Linked DNA regions of Homo sapiens: region 2 is linked to region 1. Evidence: read pairs that join two places in POLR2A ChIA-PET (ENCODE). Cell type or tissue: Panc1. All regions are shown on one strand. Links, peaks and the distances in the headings refer to the core of each region. The heading gives the core; the rest is flanking DNA. Region 1 overlaps RGS10 (regulator of G protein signaling 10). Region 2 overlaps DENND10 (DENN domain containing 10).

Region 1 (8,328 bases), core at 265-8,264:
TTGTTTTATTTTTTTTTTAAAGTAGAATACTGTGTGACTCTTTTTCTTTGTATCCACAGGAATTTTTAAAAAAGGAATTCAGTGAAGAAAATGTTTTGTTTTGGCTAGCATGTGAAGATTTTAAGAAAATGCAAGATAAGACGCAGGTATTTCCTCCACTCTGATAATTTTTTTCCCTTATAAAGTTACAACTGCCTTTCCAATAGATTCTGAAGTTGCCTAAAGAAACCTGATTCATATTAGTTTTGGGGGAAGATTTAAGCTTCAGATTAGGTATCTTGTGTTGATCAAATATTAATCATTTTTAAAAGGGTGAGTTAATCCATTTTTAAATGGAGCTGTTCAAATGGACCAATATTTAAAATAAAAATAACAATTTATGTCACTTAGAGTTCCTCATTGCATAGAATTTTTTTCTTCATGAATAAGTTATGAGGATGTTTTCCCCACATTTTGACATGTTAGCATTTTGGACGTGGTAAAACGATACGCAGATGTGTAATGATAAAAGCACAAGGTGCATCAGAGGGATTGTCAATTATTCAGTGTATCGTACTGAGCGTCCCATAGTTGGCGAGCATCCTGCAGAGAAAGCCTCTGATTGTTCTCCTGGGTAGATGTGTCCTCTTTGCCTTCATTCCCAGTGTCAGCTGGTTGGGTATGAGGGAGGGTAGATGAGATTATGGGGAAGGAGGCCTGTGCCCTGGGTGGGTTTATGAGGCCTGGCCCTGTATCTTTCTAAGAGGCTGCTGGCTAAATGCCTGCAGGAGCCAGTAAGTCATGTGAATGAAGGAGGCTCCTGGTGTGAGGCTGGAGGGAGTGTTGGGGACTGGGGCCAGCTAAGGACGTTCTGTCTGCCTGCACAGGCTGCAGCTGGTGGTTCAGGGCCTGTGGCTGTCTGGGCTTCCCCTGCTTCAGGTTCCGTCTCCGCCAGCTTACTGATGGTGATCTCCTAGATCTTTGCTTGCCCTGCGACCCTGGTGGACTTTCTTCCCAAGGCATGTCTTATATTCCACCTAGTACCGCCTGTTTTTCTAAAGAAGCTGGACATTTGGATCCTTACGTGAAACCAGATGATTTTTAAATGTTGGAACTAATTAAAAAAAAATTTAAAACCTTGCCTACCAAACAAAACATACCCATGGGCAGATGCGGCTTGCGCGTTGCCAGTTTTTGAGGCCTCGTCTCCAAAAGCTGGAATCTATGGGCCAGAAGCCGTGAAGCGTTTGCAGACAACTGCTTGGAAAATGTATATCATGGGTTTATTCAAAGGCCTTTCCGGGCGCAGACACCCATCCTCCTGGATGGCGCAGCGCGGCCTTTTCTCCACCACCTTCCTCTCTGGAGGTGGCAAGGGAGTATTCTAAGATGGATTCTCTTTGGCTTGAACTTCCCAGGCCCACCTCGAAAGCTGTTACTGGGCGGGACCCTTGGATTTTGCTTTCTGGCTTTTTCTCTCCTCTGGATGACGTTGGCCGGAGCCTCCTGGGCAGAGAGGGGCCCCAGGGGAAAGTGAGAAGCAGGTGGTGGGGGATGCTTTGGGATGCTAGGATTCAGGCTGAGGGCCTTCAGAACAAGAGCCTCATTGTTGTCCTTTGTCTCCAGCACCGAGGACAGGGCCTGGGGACCACCATCGATAAATGCTAGACTGTGCCACCGCTGCGACCAGCCTCACCATAAAATCCTAGCTCAGAGTCAAGCAAGCCAACAGATGTCCATTCCCCTGCCTTATTCTTTTGAGTGTTAGAGGTAGGAGGGGCCTGTGGGTGGGCCGGTCCGCCCCTGCAGTGTAGACAAGGAAGTGAGGTCCCCGCACCGTGGCAGAGCTAGGACTTGAACTAGCTCCCTGAAGTCACCCGTTGTTGTCTGCACCACCATGCTGCTCTGTGCCTCCGTTCAGTTGAATTCCCCAAATCTTTGTGAAGTGCCTGCTTGGTGCCCAGCACTGAACAGGAAGGCAGCCCAGGGACAGGACAGGTGAGCGGCTCCAGGGAACGGGCACCTCAAGGGGAGCAAGCCTGTGCAAGTGCAATGAGTGTAGAGATGGGAAGCACATGTGTCGTGGGAGCAAGGCGTGGGCAACGGGGAGGGATCCAGGGGAAGTGGCTTTTTAGCTGAGACTTGGCATTGAGATTGGGAGGGGGTTCCCGGGAGCAGGGACAGTGTGTGGGCAGGCAGGGCTGGCGACAAGAGCTGAGGGAAGACCAGAAGGGCTGAATGGCATGTTTGAGGGGGAGGCCACTGTGCTGTGCTTCAGGCTGGCAGGGCAGCCACACCTGGGAATCTGGGTGCCAAGGTGAGCAGGGCTGGGAAAGCCCCTGTAGGACTTTAATGGAGTGGTTGGAAGGAGGGGGTCAAACTTTCAATGTGCCTCTTCCAGCCTTTCAGGTCAGGCAGGTCTGGTGTTGGGTTGCCCTGCCCTGTCCACATCCTACAGAGAGAGCTTCCGAATGGGCAGCCCCTTTCCATGCCTGTACCCCTGACATCCAGCATAGGACTTCTTTTCCTTTTTTGAGACAAGGTCTGACTCTGTTGCCCAGGCTGGAGTGCAGTGGTGAGGTCTTGGCTCACTGCAGCCTCCGCCTCCTGGGTTCAGGTGATCCTCCTGCCTCAGCCTCCCGAGTAGCTGGGATTACAAGTGTGTGCTACCATGCTTGGCTAATTTTTGTATTTTGAATAGAGACAGGGTTTCACCATGTTTGCCAGGCTGGTCTAGAACTTCTGACCTCAAGTGATCCGCCTGTCTTGGCCTTCCAAAGTGCTGGGATTACAGGTGTGAGCCACTGTACTCGGCCCAGCATAGGACTTCTTGAAAGTCTGTGTCCTTAAGCCTGGAATGCACCCGGCAATTGCTTTAGAGCAATGAATGCCACCCTCCTGTCACTGCCTGAGAATGCAGATTGGGTGGAGGCATTGGTGACACCTGGGGTGTTTGGCCTGGAGTGTTTGGGCCCCAGTGTGAGTCACTGTTCCCATTCGAAGATGCAGGGATATGACTTGAGTGGTTAAGCGGCAGCTCGCCCGAGGCTGGGCACAGTGGCTCACGCCTGCAATTATAACACTTTGGGAGGTCAAGGTGGGTGGATCACTTGAGCCCAGGAGTTCAAGACCAGTCTGAGCAACATGGTGAGACCTTGTCTCTACAAAAAATACCAAAAAAAAAAAAAAAATTAGCTAGACATGATGGAGTGCGCCTGTAGTTGCCCAGGGAGGTCAAGGCTGCAGTGAGGTATGATTGCGCCACTGCACTCCAGCCTGGATGACAAAGTGACACCCTGTCTCAACAAAAAAAAAAAGAATTCAGAGCCACATTTCTGACTCCAGGCATTCCCTAGTGAGTCCCGCTGCCTAGGAAGTAAAACCAGGGAGTAAGCTCTAAATTACTACAAAAAGTGTGGAGGAACATAGGCACTGGGAGAAGTCGCCTAACTGAATGTCTTTGTTTTTTTTTTTTTTTTTGAGACGGAGTTTCGCTCTTCTCGCCCAGGCTAGAGTGCAGTGGCACGATCTCTGCTCACTGCAATCTCCGCCTCCCGGGTTCAAGTGATTCTTCTGCCTCAGCCTACTGAGTAGCTGGGATTACAGGCATGTGCCACCATGCCCAGCTAATTTTTGTATTTTTAGTAGAGATGGGTTTCACCATGTTGGCGAGGTTGGTCTCAAACTCCTGACCTCAGATGATCCACCCGCCTCGGCCTTTCAAAGTGCTGGGACTACAGACGTGAGCCACCGCGCCCGGCCAGTTCTTTTTAATCCTCTGTTGTGCACGTAACCTAACTGGATTTCACAGTCAAACTTATCACATCTGTTCCAGCAGGGAGACCATGGGAGGATTTTTCTCTCTCCATCAACTAAGGCTGTTGAGGAGTCGATACAAATCCCACTCTCGCCTCTGTTGTTTTAATAGGACCTGTGTTGGTTCATTCCTTGACGTGGATTATCCAGCATTCAACAACTTCACATATCCATGTCATTTACTTGTCCGTCTTCTGTGTGGTTTGTCTTCTGGAATCTGGGAGTGGGGGGCCTCTTCTTCCCCACTGTCTCCGAGGGTCTAGACCCATGCCTGACACATGGTGAACTTCCTTCCTCTTTGTAGGATGAAGGCATTCCATTTCCTGGATCCAAGTCCTCTTCTCTCCTGAGTCATTCCCTCATTTTGGGAACAGCACACGAGAATGACTTCTTCCCTCCAGAATGACTCATGAGAGAAGAGCCCAAAACACAGCTGGCAATAGCTTCCTGAGAAGGGGGGTCTGGCAGGTAGGTATGTAAAGACCTTGTTGAGTGGAAATGTTATTTTTTTCCCTACTCTCCTACTTCACTGATAATCTGACAGAGCATAGAATTCTGGGGTGAAACACACTCAGAAGTTTGAAGACATTATTCCTTAGTCTTCTACTTTTGTTGAGAATCAGTAATTTATATGTAAACTGTTCTGTTTTTTTTTTTTTTTCTTTTTTTCCCTCTCTGGGATAGTATAGGATCTATTTTCTTTTCTATTTTTCCCCTTTCCTCCTTTCCTTCCTTCCTTCCTTCCTTCCTTCCTTTCTTTCCTTCCTTCCTTTCTTTCTTTCCTTCCTTCCTTCCTTTCTTTCTTTTTTTTTTTAATGGGGTTTCGCTCTTGTTGCCCAGGCTGGAGTGCAATGGCATGATCTCGGCTCACTGCAACCTCTGTCTTCCAGGTTCAAGCGATTCTCCTACCTCAGCCTCCCAAGTAGCTGGGATTACAGGCACCCTCCAACACACCCAGCTAATTTTGTATTTTTAGTAGAGATGGGGTTTCGCCATGTTGGTCAGGCTGATCTCAAACTCCTGACCTCAGGTGATCCACCTGCCCTGGCCTCCCTAAGTGTTGGGATTACAGGTGTGAACCACCACGCCCAGCAATTTTCTTTTCTTTTCTTTTTGAGACAGGGTCTCACTCTGTCACCCAGGCTGGAATATAGTGAGGTCACGGCTCTTTGCAGCCTGGACCTCCTGGGTTTAAGCAGTCTCACCATGTTGCTTAGGCTGGTCCCAAAAGAAATCCTCTCGCCTCAGCCTCCCAAAGTGCTGGGATTACAGGTGTGAGCCACTCCACCTGGTCAGGATCTTTTCATCACTAGTATTCTAAAACTGTTCAGTCAGGGGCTTTGGAGGCAGAGGCGGAGTTCATTCATTGTGTGAATTCTTTGTGGAGCCATATAATCTGGAAATTTGTAGTTCTGGGAAATGGTCTTATGTTGTTATTGTTATCATCATTTTAGTAACTTTTTTTCCTTCCATTGTCTCTGGTCTCTTTTCCAATGATGACCTTTCACGCCCTGCATTGAGCCCTTAATTTCATGTTTTATTCTTCCTATTTTTTAATTTTTTTTTTTTTTTTGCTTTTGGAGATTTTGACTACATCTTCAGATCCTCCTATTGAGTTTTTTCTGCTTTTTTATTTTTCCAGACAAGGGCCCTCTAGTCTCTTCCTGGGGGGCCATAAGCCTGATATGTTCCTGAACTAAACATATTTCTAATTAACTGTGTCAGGAGAATTTTGCTGGCGCGGGGGGTCTATATTTGGAATTTCCCTGAATCCCTTTATTCGGTTCGGCGTCTCATTCTTGCCGTCCTCTGTGCCTCTCTGTTCCGGAGCCTCCCTGGGTCTGTTTCTTTAGATAAGAAAACTCAACTCTTCTGTTGAAGGTGGCGGGGGAGCCACCTGACTGCTCAAGTTTGGAGCAGGACCTGGGGTGGAGGACCTGGGGGTCTGATGGCTTCTTTCTGCCGCCCTCATCAATTCCGTCTGGGCTACCTGATGCCCTCGAGCTCCTGCCGTCTCCGGACGCGCTTCTCGTTGGCACCCCCTCCCCACCTGTTCAGGGGCTTGGCTTCATTCTTCTGGGTCTCTGCAGAGTCATCTGCTGTGTCTCCGACTGCTTCTCATTTCCTGAGCCAGTTCTTGAAAATATTCTCATATCATTTATTGGATATTTTCTTTGCCTCATTCTCTTTCTGAAATTGATGTTAGTAAAGTTAGTGTCTTGATCCTTTCATTGTCCTAGGAATTGTCTCCCACATTCCATCTCTGGAAGAAGACGGGGTGGAGAGGAGCCGGAGGCCAGCAGACGGGATGGGGGTGGGGAGTGGCTACAGGGGATCGAAGTTTCCAGCTTCCCAGAGTAGGGGCTACAGGGCCTGCCAGCCAGAAGGGGACCACTCTGTTCCTTTGTGTTAATTCAAGGTGTCAGTGGGATGTCCATGCCCACATTGCTAGAAACCAACTGGCTACATGGGTCAGTAGCTTGGGGGAGGGTTGGTCTGAAATCTGGGGGGGACATGGAGTTAGAGTTGTCACCAAGGACAGAAGTCTGGGAAACCCCAGAATTCACGGAGGGGACAGGGAGACAGGAGCTGGGGGACAGACAGGGAGACAGAAGCTGGGAGACAGACACAGGGAGACAGGAGCTGGGGGACAGACAGGGAGACAGGAGCTGGGGGACAGACACAGGGAGACAGGAGCTGGGGGGCAGACAGGGAGACAGGAGCTGGGAGACAGACAGGGAGACAGGAGCTGGGAGACAGATACAGGGAGACAGGAGCTGGGGGACAGATAGGGAGACAGAAGCTGGGAGACAGACACAGGGAGACAGGAGCTGGGGGACAGACAGGGAGACAGGAGCTGGGGGACAGACAGGGAGACAGGAGCTGGGAGACAGGGAGACAGGAGCTGGGGGACAGATACAGGGAGACAGGAGCTGGGGGACAGACAGGGAGACAGAAGCTGGGAGACAGACACAGGGAGACAGGAGCTGGGGGACAGATACAGGGAGACAGGAGCTGGGGGACAGATACAGGGAGACAGGAGCTGGGGACAGACAGGGAGACAGGAGCTGGGGGACAGACACAGGGAGACAGGAGCTGGGGGACAGACACAGGGAGGTGTTGGGGATCCTGAGAGGACAGGGCTCTTACAAGGTGAGGGAAGCGGGAAGAGAAGAAAGTCGCAATGCTGAGCAGGGCTGGGGCCAGCTCACTCCAGAGGAAGGTCTGAGAGGCCTCGCTGCCTGGGCAGCGTCAGCCGGCTGGTGGAGCAGCGCTGGCTGGGCGGAAGCCTGTGTGTAGCGTGAGGAATGAATGGGAGGGACAATGGAGGCAGGGGTGCATGCTTTTCTTTTAAGAGATTTCAAAAAGGAATTGGAGACTAGGCACGGTGGCTCACGCCTGTAATCCTAGCACTTTGGGAGGCTGAGGCAGGTGGATCACTTGAGGCTGGGAGTTCGAGAGCAGCCTGGCCAACATGGTGAAACCCCGTCTCTACTAAAAATACAAAAAATTAGCCGGGCGTGGTGGCGGACTCCTGTAATCCCAGCTACTTGGGAGGTTGAAGCAGGAGAATTGCTTGAACCCGGGAGGCAGAGCTTGCAGTGAGCCGAGATCGCGCCACTGCACTCCAGCCTGGGCGACAGTGAGACTCCATCTTGAAAAAAAAAAAGAGGGATTGGGGGTGGTGAGGCCATTAACCCCCATGTAGAGAGCTGTGGGGTCAAGGGGGATCTTTTATTTTCCAGTGGGAAGGTTCGATTGGGGAGGGCGGGGCCAGTGTGGGAAGCAGCGCTCTTCTGAGCTTTGGGCCCCTGGTGACTTTGCTGTTCGTCTGCATAGAGGTGCACTTCTGGGGCTGATAGGAAAGTGAATTTGCTTCTCCTGATCGTGCACCTGCAGGGAGCCGGGTTCGAGAGCTGACGTCTGGCTGAGCATTGTCACAGTTGAGCCACTGCTGGGCCTCGAAGAAGGGCCTCAGCCTTGTGGGGTGCCTGGAAGGTGCTCACTGGGGTGCAGGTGCTTCCTGGGCAGTCCCCGAGTTGATGGGCCAAGGTGGGGCCCTCTCCAGCACCTGCCAGGACAGCCTCAGATGCTGGACACTTCAGGTCTCCCCAGGGAGAAAGGGGCTCTCTGGTCCAGGCTGTGGCCAGCCACATGTGTCAGGGCCGTGGAAGAGAAGTCGGCCATCCTTCCAGGCCACAGACACAGAATCAACTCCACCAGCTCTGTTCCTACCCGGACAGTAGCTAGAATAGGGTTAACAAAGCTCTGGAAAAATCTATCAAAATAGCTCCACAGACTGTTTCTTCTTTTCTGCTCATGTTCTCGGCCTAGACACCAGGCCTTCCCGTGACTGGCTTGTGGTCGCCGTCTCAGGGTTTCCCTTTTCAGTCATACTTCCTAGCTCCGCCGAGATAAGCTGAGCCCTGCAGCTGCTCACAGTGGGCATCTGGTCAGCCAGGGCCTTGAACCCCACATTGTTCTCACGCAGACTCAGGAGGGACAGCCGGTGGAAGAGGGCAGGGCTGAGAC
Region 2 (8,328 bases), core at 42-8,041, 400 kb after region 1:
CTGTGCCTGGCCTTTTTGTTTGTTTTTGAGACAGAGTCTTGCTCTGTTGCCCAGGCTGGAGGGCAGTGGCACGATCTTGGCTTACTGCAACCTTCACCTCCTGGGTTCAAGCAATTTTCCTGTCTCAGCCTTCTGAGTAGCTGGGACTACAGGCATATGCCACCACACCTGGCTAAGTTTTGTATGTTTAGTAAAGACAGGGTTTCACCATATTGGTCAGGCTGGTCTTGAACTCATGACCTCAGGTGATCCACCCACCTTAGCCTCCCAAAGTGCTGGGATTACAGGCATGAGCCATCCCACCCGGCCTTCAGTTATTTCTTTATAGCAGTGCAAGAACACACTAATACAGGACCAATTTATCATTCCTAGAGTTTTACTTTACCAAGCAAGGACAGTTAAAAAATAACAGGTGGGGGCAGTGGCTCCTGCCTGTAATCCCAGCACTTTGGAAAGCCGAGGTGGGAGGATCACTTGAGGCCAGGAGTTTGAGACTGTCCTGGCCAACATGATGAAACCCTGTCTCTACTAAAAATACAAAAATTAGCTGGTGGCCAGGCGCAGTGGCTCATGCCTGTAATCCTAGCCCTTTGGGAGGCTGAGGCGGGTGGATTGCTTGAGCTCAGGAGTTCGAGGCCTGCCTGGGCAACATGGCGAAACCCCATCTCTACTAAAAATAAAATAAAAAAAAAAATTAGCTGGGCATGGTGGCACATGCCTGTAGTCCCTGTTACTCGGGAGGCTGAGGCACAAGAATTGCTTGAACCTGGGAGATGGAAGTTGCAGTGAGCCAAGATCACGCCACTGCACTCCAGCCTGGGCAACAGAGCGAGACTCTGTCTCAAAAAAATAAAATAAAATAAGATAAAACAAAATAATTTAAAAAACAACAAAAACAAAACCTACTACTGAGAGCCAGACCCAGGCCCACCCATGAATGAGAAAATGTGACAGATGACAAGTAATATTACTCATTACTGAAAAAAGAAAGAGATTATTCAATAAATGTCCTGGTCCAAGTGGTTATCCATAGGGTAAAAAAGTTCAGTCAGATCCCAAACTCACACACTACACAAAAAATTATTCCAGATAAATTAATAACTTCACTGGGAAATAAAAAACATTAAAAATGTTTAGGCCAGGCACAGTAGCTCACACCTATAATCTCAGCACTTTGGGAGGCCAAGGCGGGAGGACTGTTGAGCTCAAGAGTTCGAGACCAGCCAGGGCAACATGGTGAAACCTTATCTCTACCAAAAAAAAAAATACAAAAATTAGCCAGGCATGGTGGCACGTGCCTGTAGTCCCAGCTACTTGGGAGGCTGGGGTAGAAGGATGGCTTAAGCCCAGGAAGTGGAGGTTGCAATGAGCCGAGACTGAGCCACTGCACTCCAGCCTGGGCGACAGAGCAAGACCCTGTCTCAAAAAAAAAAAAAAGAAAAGAAAAAGAGAAAGAAAAATTTTCATAAGAAAATGGCCAGGCACAGTGGCTCATGCCTATAATCCCAGAGCCCAGGAATTCAAGACAAGCCCAGGCAATAAAGCAAGACTTTGTCTCTAAAAAAAAATACAGACGGCTGGGCGCAGTGGCTCACGCCTGTAATCCCAGAACTTTGGGAGGTCAAGGCAGGTGGATCATCTGAGGTCAGGAGTTCGAGACCAGCCTGACCAATATGGTGAAACCCTGTCTCTACTAAAAATACAAAAATTAGCCAGGCATGGTGGTGGGTGCCTGCAGTTCCAGCTACTCAGGAGGCTGAGATAAGAGAACTGCTTGAACCAGGGAAGTGGAGGTTGCAGTGAGCTGAGAGCATGCCACTGCACTCTGGCCTGGACAACAGAGGGAGACTCTGTCTCAAAAAAGACAGGCAATAACAAACGATGGCAAGAATGTAGAGAAAAAGAACTCTCGTACACTGTTGGTAGGAATGTAAATTAGTACAGTCACTATGGAGAACAGTATGGAAATTCCTCGAAAAACTAAAAATAGAACTACCATATGATCCAGCAATCCCACTGCTGGGTATTTACCCCCAAAAAAGGAAATCAGTGTATCAAAGAGATACCACCATTCCCATGTTCACTGCAGCACGGTTCACAACCACCAAGATTTGGAATCAAACTGAGTGTCCATCAACAGATGAATGGAAAAGAAAATGTGGTGCATATACACAGTGGAATATTATGCAGCTATAAAAAGGAATGAAATCCTGTCATTTGCAACAACATGGATGGAACTGGAGGCATCATGTTAAGTAAAAGAAGCCACGGACAGAAAGACAAATTTTGCATGTTCTCACTAATCTGGGGGAGCTAAAAATTAAAACAATGGAACTCAGGGAGATAGAGAGTAGAATGGTGGGTACCAGAGGTTAGGAAGGGTAGTGGGGAGAGGGGGAAAATTTGGGATGGTTAGTGGATACAAAAATATAGTTAGAATGAATAAGACCTAGTATTTGATAGCACAATAGGGTGACTACAGTGAATGATAGTTTATTGTATATTTAAAAATAACTAGAAGTTGGCTGGGCACAGTGGCTCACACCTGTAATCCCAACACTTTGGGAAGCTGAGGCGGGTGGATCACCTGAGGTCAGAAGTTTGAGACCAGCCTGGCCAACATGGTAAAACCCCATCTCTACTCTCTACCAAAAATACAAAAAAATTAGCTGGGCATGGTGGTGCACACCTGTAATCCCAGCTACTCAGGCAGCTGAGGCAGGAGAATCGCTTGAACCTGGGAGGTGGAGGCCGTAGTATGCTGAGATCGTGCCACTGCACTCCAGCCTGGGCAACAGAGTGAGACTCCAACTCAAAAAAAAAAAAAAAAAAAAAAAAGAAAACTAGAAGTGGAATCACAATGTTCTTAACACAAAGAAATCATAAATGCTTGAGGTGATGGATACTGCAATTACCCTGATGTAATCATTATACATTGTAGGCCTGTATCAAAACATCATATGTACCCCATAAATACATATACCTATTATATACCCATAACAATTAAAAAGTTAAGATGAAAAAAAAAAGTCACTGATAAACTTTTAAGACTAGAACTTTACAAGTTCGGCCAGGCACAATGGCTCATGCCTGCAATCCAGGCACTTTGGGAGCCTGAGGTGGGTGGATCACCTAAGGTAAGGAATTTGAGACCAGCCTGGCCAACGTGGAGAAACCCTGTCTCTACTAAAAATACAAAAATTAGCTGGGCATGGTGGCAGGTGCCTGTAATCGCAGCTACTAGGGAGGCTAAGGCAGGAGAATTGCTTGAACCTAGGAGGCAGAGGTTGCAGTGAGCTGAGATCACACTATTGCACTCCAGCCTGGACAACAAGAACAAAACTCCGTCCCAAGAAAAAAACAAAAACAAAAAAAAACTTTACAGGTTAAATAGTTAAATATAGGTTGCATTTTTTAAATTTTATTTTATAATTTAAAAATTTTAAAAGACAGGTCTCCTATGTTGCCCAGGCTGGTCTGGAACTCCTGGGCTCAGGCGATCACCCCACCTCGGCCTCCCAAAGTGCTGGGATTACAGGTGTGAGCCACTGTGCCCAGCCAAAAACAGGCTGCATTTTGATGATGGCTGAACAACAACGTGAATGTACTTAATGCCACTGAACTGTATGTTTACCAATGGTTAAAAAGGTAAATGTAGCTGTGCGTAGCAGCTGACACCTGTAATCCCAACAGTGTGGGAGGCCAAGATGGGCAGATCGCTTGAGTTCGGGAGTTCAAGACCAGCCTGAGTAACACAGGAAGACCTGGTCTCAAAAAAAAAGGTAAATCTTTTTTTCTGGAGACAGAGTCTCGCTCTGTCGCCCTGGCTGGAGTGCAGTGGCTCAGTCTCAGCTCACTGCGACCTCCACCTGCTGGGTTCAAGTGATTCTTGTGCCTCAGCCTCCCGAGTAGCTGGGACTACAGGCACCCACCACCACACCCGGCTAATTTTTTTTTTTTTTTTTTTTGGTATTTTAGTAGAGATACGGTTTCCCCATGTTGGCCAGGGTGGTCTCAAACTCCTGAGCTCAGGCAATCCACTTGCCTCAGCCTCCTAAAGTGCTAGGATTATAGGCATGAGGCACCGCGCCCGGCCAAAAAAAGGTAAATCCTATATGCATTTTACCACAATTTTTTTTTTTTTTTGAGACGGAGTTTTGCTCTTGCTGCCCAGGCTGGAGTGTAGTGGTGTGATCTTGGCTCACCGCAACCTCCGCCTCCCAGGTTCAAGTGTTTCTCCTGCCTCAGCCTCCCAAGTAGCTGGGATTACAGGCATGTGCCACCATACCCAGCTAATTTTTTGTATTTTTAGTAGAGACGGGGTTTCTCCATGTTGGTCAGGCTGGTCTTGAACTCCCGACCTCAGGTGATCTGCCCACCTTGGCCTCCCAAAGTGCTGGAATTACAGGTGTGAGCTACCGCTCCCGGCCACAATTTTTTTTTAAACTAAAAAAAAAAAAAAAATTTAAGGGCAAAAAATTGATTGCATGTGCCAAAGAAATAATAAAGGATCAGTATCCCACTTGGGAATGCACAAAATAAAAACAAAAAACCCTCTTTAAAGTGGAATAAAATTAGCCAGGCGTGGTGGCACATGCCTGTAATCCCAGCTACTTGGGAGGCTAAGGCAGGAGAATTGAAGGCGGACGTTGCGGTGAGCTAAGATCGTGCCATTGCACTCCATCCTGGGCAACAAGAGTGAAAATCCGTCTCAGGAAAAAAAAAAAAAAAAAAGTGAAACAGTTCCTCCCCTGGGATCCTCTTGTCTACCTGTGCACATCTGCAGGGCTTCCAGCTCATCGGCGTTGAGGTGCACGTAAGAGTGAAGGATGGTCCAGTCCTGTCGGTGCCACACCAGGGCAGGCAGAGTCCTGGGGAATCAAGGCAAGAACTCAAGTTGTTGCTGGTCCACACCTTAAAGACTCAGCCTGCCCCCTTCTCCTCTTCCTGAGAAGGAAATGAAGAGGGTAGAGTCTACAGCTAATCAGGGACAGAGGTGAGACCAAGCCCCAAATGTGCTAACCTCTGGGCTTCAAATTAAAGCAATGCAATGTTTTACTATTTATTTTTTTGAGATGGAGTTTCACTCGTCACCCAGGCTGGAGTGCAATGGCGCGATTTTGGCTCACTGCAACCTCCACCTCTGGGGTTCAAGTAATTCTCCTGCCTCAGTCTCCCAAGTAGCTGGGACTACAGGTGCCTGCCACCACGGCCCGGTTAATGTTTGTATTTTTAGTAGAGATGGGGGTTCACCATGTTGGCCAGGCTGATCTTGAACTCCTGACCTCAGGTGACCCACCTGCCTTGGCCTCCCAAAGTGCTGGGATTACAGGCGTGAGCCACTGCACCCAGCCTCTCTGCAATGTTTTAAACTCTGCTTTTGGGGATCAGATCAGCTACAGAAAGCTCAAGGTGAAGTTTCAAAAGATCCCTGTGGTAGCAAAGAGTGACGCTTCTAAGGTTTTCCTCTGAAAAATCCCACTCTGGAGACTGCCATGGAAAGGGAGTCTAAGGGTAAAATTCAAAGTCACCTCTGCAAGCAAGAAATTTTCTGGAAGTCTCCCATTTATATTTAAAATTTTAGTAAAACTCGCAAACCAAGTGTGTTTGTTTCCCTAAGACATAGATTTCTCTGAAAAAAACTTATGGTAGAATAATGACTGCAACAAGATGTATCAAATTTATCTGTGGCTTCATGAACCCCTGGTGCCCTGCTAAATATCTCAGAAGCTGTGACCGCTCCAGTTTAAGGAGCATACGTAGAGGGGGAAAAGGTGATGGGATAGAAAATATGGGCTTTTGGACCCAGAGAGGGCAGGGTGAAAGTTCTGTCTCTCTCACTTAAAATCTGATGCAATCATGATCATAACAATAATAACTTCTAAAGTGTGTCTTACAGGCTAGGTACATGTTAAGCATCTTACATAAATTATTTCCAGTCTTAACAAACTTGTAAGTAGATATTACGATCTTCATTTTACAGATAAAGGAACACAGGCTCAGAAACAATCAATACCTTTTGTTTTGTTTCTGTGACAGGGCCTCACTCCGTCGTCCAGGCTGGGGTGCAGTGACGTGATCATGGCTCACTGCAGCCTCCACCTCCTGGGCTCAAGCGATTCTCCCACCTCAGCCTCCTGTGTAGCTCAGGCTACGGGTGCATGCCACCATGCCTGGCTAATTTTTGTATTTTTTTATAGAGATGGGGTTTTGCTGTGTTGCCCAGTCTGGTCCTGAACTTCTGGTCTCAGGCAATCTGCTAACCTCAGCCTCCCAAAGTGCTGGGATTACAGGTGTGAGCCACCATGCCCGGCCAACATTATCTTTTATGTGTTCACAGAGCTAATAAGTTGCCCTCCCAAGATTTTAACTCAGGTCTTTCTGACTATGAAGCCTTTGTTCTTTTCATTACCTTATACCTATACTCTGCCAACCTTAATTTTCTCATTCATAAAACAGGGTAAAAATACTTCCTTGCAGGGTTCTTGTTATGAGTAAATTTAATAATTTAAGGTATCTTACAAAATGCCTGACATACAGTAAACCCAACACGAATGCTAAGTCCTCTTGCTTTTAAAGAAGGACCTGGCCGGGCACAGTGGCTCATGCCTGTAATCCCAGCACTTCAGGAGGCCGAGACGGGCAGATTACGAGGTCAAGAGATCGAGACCATCTTGGCCAACATGGTGAAACCCCATCTCTACTAAAAATACAAAAATTAGCTGGGCGTGGTGGTGCGCACCTGTAGTCTCAGCTACTCGGGAGGCTGAGGCAGGAGAATTACTTGAACACGGGAGGTGGATGTTGCAGTGAGCCAAGATCGCGCCACTGTACCACTCCAGCCTGGTGACAAAGCGAGAGATTCTGCCTCCAAAAAAAAAAAAAAAAAAAAAAGGACCTAATGGCTGGGTGTGGTGGTTCATGTCTGTAATCATCTCAACGGAGGCAGGAGAATCACTTGAGCCTAGGACATCGAGACCAGCCTGGCCAACATAGTGAGACCCCAGAAACCCCATCTCGACAAAAAATATAAAAAAAATAAAAATGAAAAAAATTTAAAAGGACCTAATAACAAGTTAGATTTAGTAAACAAAAAATCTTTAAAAATCTGTATGGCAGGTGGGGGAGCTGTTAGAGGGGACAGGGCCTGGCAGGCACCTCCTGGCCCTGAACTGACCCTCCTGGCAAAAAAATTATTAACAACAACAAAATCTACATTTATTTTGGCCGGGCACAGTGGCTCACACCCGTAATTCCAGCACTTTGGGAGGCCAAGGCATGAGGATCACTGGAGCCTATGAGTTTGAGACCACCCTGGGCAACACAGCAAGACCCCATCTCTACTAAAAATGAAAATAAAATTTAAAAAATCTATATGTACTATCAAAGTAAGAGTCTTTGTCCTGCTCTAAAACTTTTTAATTAAAACAAGAAAAAAAAAAGAGTCTTTGATAAAACTGAACAGAAGGAACAATTTACCTGAAACGGGTCAGCAAACTATGGCCCACAGCCTAGCTGCCTGTCCTTGAAAATAAAATTTCATTGACCACAGCCATGCTGAGTCATTTATGTACGTGTCCTCCATGGTTGCTTTTGTGCTACCTAGGCAGTTGAGTAGTTGGGGCAGTGACCATATGGCTCACAAACCTAAAATATTTACTGTCTGGCAAGGAAAAGTTTGCTAATCCCCTGCTCTAAAATAGTCATAAATAGTCCAAATCAGTAACCTTGAACTACTAGAGCTAAACAGAAACTTCAGACCAAAGGTGGTATTTCACCACATGCTATTTATAGCAAATGTGCAACACAGCAGAGCACACAGTAACATCTAGTGCTGCGAACTGTCTGCCAACAAAGTTAACACTTTTTTATAATTAGAGGTGATACCTGGTGAACTCCTGGACCGCTTCTATCTTGGGGTGATACACCACAATTCTTTTCTTTAGCATCAGTGCTGTGTGTAAGATAACAGTTTCCATTCCAAACTGAGATACAATGTCTTCAAAAAAGAGAAATTGTAATGTTACTGCATTACACATCATGCAAAGAAATAAAGATTTTTTTTTCTTTTTTTCTTTTTTCTTTTTTTTTTGAGACCGAGTCTCACTCTGTCACCCAGGCTGGAATGCAGTGGCAAGATAGTTGCTCACCGCAACCTCTGCCTCCTGGGCTCAAGCGATTCTCCTGCTTCAGCTTCCCGAGTAGCTGGGATTACAGGCACACACCACCACACCTGGCTAATATTTGTATTTTTAGTAGAGACGGGGTTTCACCATGTTGGCCAGGCTAATCTCGAACTCCTGACCTCAAGTGATCCACCCACCTCAG

The links. Peaks named below come from ENCODE experiments on the same cell type or tissue, not always from the same donor. Only the 100,000 strongest peaks of a DNase experiment are listed, where the experiment ranks them.
Region 2: POLR2A ChIA-PET joins it to region 1 with 10 read pairs; 3 of 35 experiments call an interaction of 5 or more read pairs at or near these places.

What each region holds. Positions count from the first base shown.
Region 1 is chr10:119,517,850-119,526,177 of GRCh38, reverse strand. It overlaps RGS10 (regulator of G protein signaling 10), which reads left to right. Exons shown (of 5, transcript NM_001005339.2): 3 at 60-146. Among named protein-coding and RNA genes, the nearest start is that of RGS10, 21 kb to the left of the region's middle. RefSeq lists enhancers at 7,587-7,746, 8,097-8,328. In Panc1, for the core only: no CTCF peak of the experiment used is centred there; a DNase peak (open chromatin) is centred at 4,247.
Region 2 is chr10:119,120,012-119,128,339 of GRCh38, reverse strand. It overlaps DENND10 (DENN domain containing 10), which reads right to left. Exons shown (of 9, transcript NM_207009.4): 5 at 7,888-7,999; 6 at 4,771-4,871. Among named protein-coding and RNA genes, the nearest start is that of DENND10, 20 kb to the right of the region's middle. RefSeq lists an enhancer at 7,489-7,783. In Panc1, for the core only: no CTCF peak of the experiment used is centred there; no DNase peak of the experiment used is centred there.